Regions from separate parts of the Homo sapiens genome. Here region 2 is linked to region 1. A link is a contact called in ENCODE Hi-C data. All regions are on one chromosome and are shown on one strand. The core of a region is the stretch at or near the end of the contact, and the rest is flanking DNA. Distances in the headings are between cores, read along the strand shown.

Region 1 (3,372 bases), core at 775-3,274:
ACCTCCTGGGCTCAAGCCATCCTCCTGCTTCAGCCTCCTGAGTAGCTGGGACCACAGGTGTATGCCATCATACCCAGTTAATTTTTTTTTTTTTTGGTAGAGATAGGGTCTTGCTATGTAGCCCAGGTTGGTCTCGAACTCCTGGGCTCAAGCGAGCCTCCCACCTCGTCCTCTAGGAGTGAGCCAGTGAGACCCGGCCTCAAGCCCCTCTGAGATACCCCTTCTAAGTCCTCCCTCTTTCCCTCCCTTGAGGGTCCCAGGAAGGAGATGGGGACCCTTTCTCATCTCTCCCCCAGGTGAGAAGATTTGGCCCGGTTTTACTTTTGGTGGCGTGTTTTATCCAAACAATAGGTCTTTTTGTTTTCGTTTTTCCAATAGGAAATGGCAGTACGGAATGCGCTCTTTCACAAGGCGCACGGGAGATTCCGAATGTGTCGGGTATTGTGCGGGGTCCGGGCTCCCAGCACAGACCCAGGGGCACATCTCTGCCACCTTCCCCTCCCATCCCCAGCCATGGCGTGCGGAAAGTGCTCATGCCTGCTTCCTAGATTGGGCGCTGGCTTTGGCCTCACAGGCTGTCTTCCGAATCCCCAGGGAGTGGGCAAGTGACCACCCCGCCATCACCAAGCTCAGCTTACAACCCCATCTTCCCTCTAAGCTCCATCCGGGAGAGCGAGATCCAGCCAAGGCCGCCCCGAGGGGGAGCTCTGCAGGGAGGTGGAGGCGCTGGGAACAAGGAGGCTCCAGCGAGTGCAAAACGAAAGGCTTTTATTGAAAAATATCAAGTGCCCCTTCCAGGGCTGCCGGTCCCTGCCCAGCGCGAGCATGGGGGCAGCGGCCCGATGGGGCTCGACGGGGTGGTCAAGTATTGGCGGTCACCCAGGCCCCGTGCTCCAGAAGGGTGAGGTTTCACAGTCCATGCAGGTTGGTCCCTGGGCCCCGAAGTCGACTGCCCGGCCCGCAAAGCCGTGGCTGCTGGGGAAGCTGCCCCAGTCCAGCGCGGGGGCTTCCTGGCTTCTGGGGGTGGGCTGGCCTCCGAGGCAAGGCTGCACGCTGGATGGCCTGGTGCGCGCTCCAGCTCGCGGTGGTGGTGGTGGTGTTGGTGGTGGTGGTGGTGGTGGGGTCTCCCTGCGTCTGTCCCTTAGACGTAGTCCTTGCGGTCGTAGCCTGTGCCCAGGCTGGCTCCCGGGCCGGTGGAGCGCGGCGCGGAGTAGACGACCTTGGTGGCCGTGTACTTCTTCTCGCGTGGGGGACACGAGCAGCAGAGCAGCGCGCCCCCCAGCAGCTGCAGCGCCGCGGCCGCCCAGCCCACGTACAGGCCCGCGCCCATCTCGCGCTTCTGCGCCTCGGGCACCACGGGGTTGTAGAAGTCCCGGATAATGGTGTTGGCCGACCAGGACACCGGCACGAGGGTGAGCAGGGCGGCGAGAAGGAACAGCACGCCTGCCACGATGGTGATCTTGGCCTTGGCCGTGTCGTCCTGCACGCAGTTGGTGCACTGGGCGCCCACCAGCGCCACTAGCAGCCCGAAGGCGGCCAGCAGGATGGCCACCACGATGAGGGCGCGGGCCGCCTGAAGGTCCTGTGGCAGTGCCAGCAGCGAGTCGTACACCTTGCACTGCATCTGGCCGGTGCTCTGCACCACGCAGTTCATCCACAGGCCCTCCCAGATGTTCTGCGACGTGATGATGTTGCTGCCGATGAAGGCCGACACGCGCCACATGGGCAACGCGCAGCACACGATGGTGCCCAGCCAGCCCAGCACGGCCAGCGCGGTGCCCGTGATCTCCAGGCCCATGGACATGGCTGCCGCGGCAAGGCCCGCTCCACCGGGTGGCTCCGGGTGCGGGGAGACGAGGGGCCGGGGCCGCTGGGCCTGGCGGGAGCTGCGGCGCCCCGACGGACGGACGGACGGACGGACTGACTCACCGACGGCGCGCGCTAACGGCTCGGCTCCATACGCTCTCGCCGCGGCTGCGCCTGCACCTGCCTGTGGCTTTGTGGGCGGGCGGCGGCGACTGGGCTGGCCCTGGGCTGGGGCCGGTGCGTCTTAGCTAAGTGCCCAGCGCTCCGGTGGGGGCGGTAGGGGCGGAGCCGCGCTCTCCAGGGCCTAAGGACAGTGACGTGGCCCCTGCCTCCCACCTTCACCGAGCGTCCTGGGAGGAAGGACTTGGCCCTGCGCGGCCCACAACGCCGGGGTAGGGGGGTTGCCAAGGAAGGGCGGGACCTGACCCAGCCCCCGCCCCTCGGTCCTTGTCCCTCTCTGCTCGGGAATGAATTCTCCGGGGCAAAACCGAGGACGGGATGCGTCAGGGGCTTGGGGTGCAAATCCCAAAGAATTTGACACGGCTTCTCTCTCCTCACCACTTTGGGCGCTTTTGGCACGTGCCGCGTGGGGATGGGGGCGCTGCCAATTACCCCGGAACGGCGGGGCGGGGAGGACCAGGGTGGGCGTGGCCGCGGCTGTTTGCAGGAGCCGCGCACCTGCTGCTCTGCCCCTCCCGTACACACGTCGCACAGGCTCAGCCTGAGTCCGGGCGGTGGGGTTGTCCAGCCCAGGAATTGCTGGGCCCAGAAGCCAGGGACTGCCTGCGCAAAGGTACCCAAAAGATGCCCTTAAGCCTAACTAAGCTCAAATTCCTCTCCAGCTCTCCCTCCAGTTCCCATCGCTGGCCGTGAGCCTGCATGCCTTTAGCTAAGCTGCTCTCCCCTCCCAGAAGTCCCCCTCCTCCCATTGAGTCCCCTCCCCTCTCCGAGCCCTGTCCTCCCTCCCTTTGAGCCTGAGTCAGGGCTGAGGCCCACCTTAATGAAATGGTGGTGAAAGAGGTTCGATCTCCGCAAAAGTGGGAAATCGGGCAGGACCGAGCACCGTGGTGGCTGACTCCTGTAATCCTCGCACTTTGGGAGGCTGAGAAGGGAGGATTGCTTGAGACCAGGAGTTCGACACCAGCCTGGGCAAAATAGTGAGACCCCGTCTCTACAAAAAATTAAAAAACTAGCCAGGTGTGGTGGCGTGTGCCTATAGTCCCAACTACTCCGGAGGCTCAGGCAGGAAATTACTTGAGCCCAGGAGTTCGAGGCTGCAGTGAGCTATGATCGCACCACTGCACTCCAGCCTGGGCATCAGAGCAGACCCTGTTTAAAAAAAAAAAAAAAAAAAAAAAAAAAGGTTGGGAAGTCAGAAATGCTACACTCAAAGCCCTGGCTGTCACACCTGGACGATCGTTCCCCCTTCTTCACCAAGCTCAGAGCCCTTCAGATTTGGCCTTGGAGGTTCAGCCTGGGCTGTTCCTAACCCCATCCCCTCTCTTCCCCTCAGAGCAGCCCTTGCATACCACATGCCCCTGCCTCAGAGTCCCTGCACTTACTGTC
Region 2 (3,272 bases), core at 211-2,710, 270 kb after region 1:
CAAAAAATACAAAAAAAAAAAAATTTGCCGGGCACAGTGGCATGCACCTGTAGTTCCACCTACTTGGAAGGCTGAGGCGGGAGGATTGCTTGAGCCTGGGTGGTTGAGGCTGCAGTGAGCCAAGATCGCACCACTGCACTCCAGCCTGGGTGACAGAGTGAGACCTTGTGTCAAAAAAAAAAAAATCCATTACCGGTGAGCAGTGCTCACATGGATGTCCTGCAGGCATTGATGTCTGGCAGAGAGCGGAAGAGCCTCCAATGTGCTTCCTGAGTGGGGCACAGCCAGGCAGGGCCAGAGCGTAGGAGTCTTCATAGGTGTGGTAGCTCAGGACCTCACCCCATCCTCCCCTCCGCAGGGCTCGGCGCCTTCCCCGCAGTTACCTTTCCGGGGGCTCTGGTGCCTGGTGGAGTGGCTGACGCTGCTGCAGCCTATAAAGCTGCTAAGGCTGGTGAGTGGTGCTCTTTGGGACATGCCACAAGCCCTCTGGCTTCCGTGGGGCCCTCCGCTTTGCAAAGAACCTTCCCTCAACTCAGGCTTGGGAGCCGGGTGGGTGGGATTGTCAGTTGCAATCTACTGGGGCTCAGGGAGGCAGCTAGCTGTGCCCAGTCTGAAGGTGAGTTAGTAACGGGGCCAGACCTCAATGCTGGGCCCTCAGCATGCAGCCCCGGGCCCTTCTGCCTCCCCACTGTTCCTTACGCAATGCCTCACCTGTCCTGGCTCTGCAGGCGCTGGGCTTGGTGGTGTCCCAGGAGTTGGTGGCTTAGGAGTGTCTGCAGGTACGATGGCTATCCCCGAACTCCCTGGGTCAAAGTTGCAGGCCTGGGTGGAGCCAACTCTGATGCAGCCCCTTCTGTGCCAGGTGCGGTGGTTCCTCAGCCTGGAGCCGGAGTGAAGCCTGGGAAAGTGCCGGGTCAGTGCGGAATCCCTGGGGCTGGAGGACAGAGGGCAGGGAGGGGCAGAGGGCAGGGAGGAACAGAGCCCTCTCCATGCCACTGCACTTGGGGAGGAAGGGCAGGGCCTGGCTTCAGTCGGGCAGAGAAACTAGCCAGGCTGGTGCCTGCGTCTGTGAAATGGGGAGGAGGGGCCTGGCCCACTTCCCGGGCCCTTCTCCCGGGATCTTGGGGTAGAAAGAGACGGGCTCTGTGGCAGGCTGTCGGGCGACAGATGGGGAAACTGAGGCTCAAAGAGGCGAGTCAGTGTGGAAGGGCCTGCAGCGAGTCCCGGCAGAGCTGGGGGAGCCCCGTGTCCTCTGACTCCCCATCTGGTACTCGTTCTGCCCCACCAAGCCCTTTAGGAAGTGACTTCAGGTTAAACAAAAGACTGCCTGAGTCTACGCAGCAGGGAGGGACATCTGGAAGCTGTTAGCCAGAGGTGGGCTGGCCCAGCCATGTAAACAGGCTCCAGGAGACGGAGATAAATCCACACACCGAAGAGTTTGCAGATGACTTCCGAAACTCGTGGGAGGAGGGTTGTGGCCACCCCACGTCTGTCCCTGGCTGCCCCTGTCGGGCACAGAGGCTGTGGGTTTGAGGGCCTTGGAGCTGCCTGGGTGGGAAGGGCTGGGGAGGGGTCCCTGGAGGCTGAGCTGCTGCTAGTAACTTTGCTTTCTTTTGGCCACAGGTGTGGGGCTGCCAGGTGTATACCCAGGTGGCGTGCTCCCAGGTGAGAGCAAGGAGGGAAACAGGGACTCTATAGGAAGAAAGCAGCCAGGACGCAGTGGCTCATGCCTATAATCCCATTGCTTTGGGAGACTGAGGCAGGAGGATGGCTTGAGGCCAGGAGTTTGAGACCAGCCTGGGCATCATAGTAAGGCCCTCGTCTCTACAAAAAAATTTAGCCAGGCATGGTGGTGTGCACCTGTAGTCCCAGCTACTCGGGAGGCTGAGGTGGGAGGATTGCTTGAGCCCAGAAGGTCCAGGCTGCAGTGAGCTACGATGGTGCCACTGCACAGCAGCCTGGGTGACAGAGCAAGACCCTGTCTCAAAACAAAGAAAAAGAAAAAGGAAAAGAAAAGCAGCCCCCTCAGCCTCCCTAGTACCCCCCTCGCCTCCCCGAAAAGCAGAGGCCACCAGAAGCCCTGGGTCCTGACCTGAGCCATTTCCCCAAACTCCAAAGCTCAGGCTAACAGACATAAGGTCCCTGGCAGTCCGTCCATCCCCTGAAGGTCAACCAGCCTTCCTGCACCCCACCCAAGCCCTGATCCCAGGCACAGACCATCATCACAGCCCGAGGCGGGCCCCCGAGGACAGATCCCAGTGTGACCAGCTATTTCCCAAAAGCTGTGAGTCACCAAGGGGCCACCCAATGAGTCTGCCCTGCAGGAGACCCTAAAGAGCTGCCCCTCACCCTCCTTTCCCCTGCCAGGGCCTGACCACCCCACCCAACATGTGACCTCCTGAATTCCCCCAAAAGCCCAGATTTAGGCTGTTATGTGGGATTTGCTGATGGAGTGGCCCTTCCTCCCTCTCTCCCCCACTACGCTGAAAGCCAAGGCTGCCCAGCCCCAGGGGAGACAGGAGAGGTGGAAGACGCTGGCATGGTCCCAGCTGTAGCTGGATGGCTGCTTTGGGGGTCTGGGTTGTGAGCGAGAGCCCCAGAGAGCATGGGCCTCCCTGGTCTACGGGCGAGTGGCACCGCGCAGCAGCTGTCCCTCTCTTTACCTTTTCTGCGGAGGGTGGTCGAGACGGCTTTTGTGATTAACTCCAGCATAGAGATGAGGCTGACTGAGGCACCAGCTCACATGGCTGGGAAATAGGATTAAAACTCAGATCTTCTGACCTTGAGCCAGACAGGGAAGGAAAGTCAGCACTAAACAGGTCCTTTCTCCACCCACCCCGTGAGCCGTGCCTGTCACTGACAGTCAGTCCCAAGGGAGGTCAGCTGGGGGACCCGAGGAGGGGAGGGGTTCCCAGCAGGGCCTGCAAGGCCTGCCTTCCTACACTCACTGCTTTGTCCCCCGGCAGGAGCTCGGTTCCCCGGTGTGGGGGTGCTCCCTGGAGTTCCCACTGGAGCAGGAGTTAAGCCCAAGGCTCCAGGTATGCAGCTGTCTGGACAGAGGGCTGATGGCAGGGACTCTCCAACCACCTTCTGGCCCCGGGTGTGAAATGGGGTGGGATCCTGGACTGGCTCAGGGCCCTCTGGGTGACACTTTTTATGTTCCAGCCCTGGGCAGCCTGGTGCTGAAAAACCTCAGAGTGTGGCTGGGCACACTGGCTCACACCTGTAATCCCAGTATTTTGGGAGGGTGAGCTGGGAGGATCGCTTGAGCC

Evidence for each region. A loop is a pair of places that touch in the nucleus more often than their neighbours do.
Region 2: a loop to region 1 is called in a map of CD14-positive monocyte, with 2.5 times the contacts of the local background. The contact joins the enhancer-like site here to the promoter of CLDN3 in region 1. A Hi-C loop is called at or near these places in 1 of 168 maps with a recorded cell type or tissue (CD14-positive monocyte) and 1 of 37 single-sample maps with no recorded cell type.

The regions. Positions count from the first base shown.
Region 1 is chr7:73,768,246-73,771,617 of GRCh38, forward strand. CLDN3 (claudin 3) reads right to left here and starts at 2,025. Exons shown (of 1, transcript NM_001306.4): 1 at 752-2,025. The coding sequence starts at 1,804. The coding sequence ends at 1,142.
Region 2 is chr7:74,042,256-74,045,527 of GRCh38, forward strand. ELN (elastin) reads left to right here. Exons shown (of 33, transcript NM_000501.4): 6 at 359-451; 7 at 729-779; 8 at 863-913; 9 at 1,624-1,665; 10 at 2,967-3,038. Among named protein-coding and RNA genes, the nearest start is that of ELN, 16 kb to the left of the region's middle. Within about 2 kb of position 1,461, at least 9 of the 41 ENCODE cell types and tissues checked have a DNase peak (open chromatin) inside an H3K27ac peak, as active enhancers do.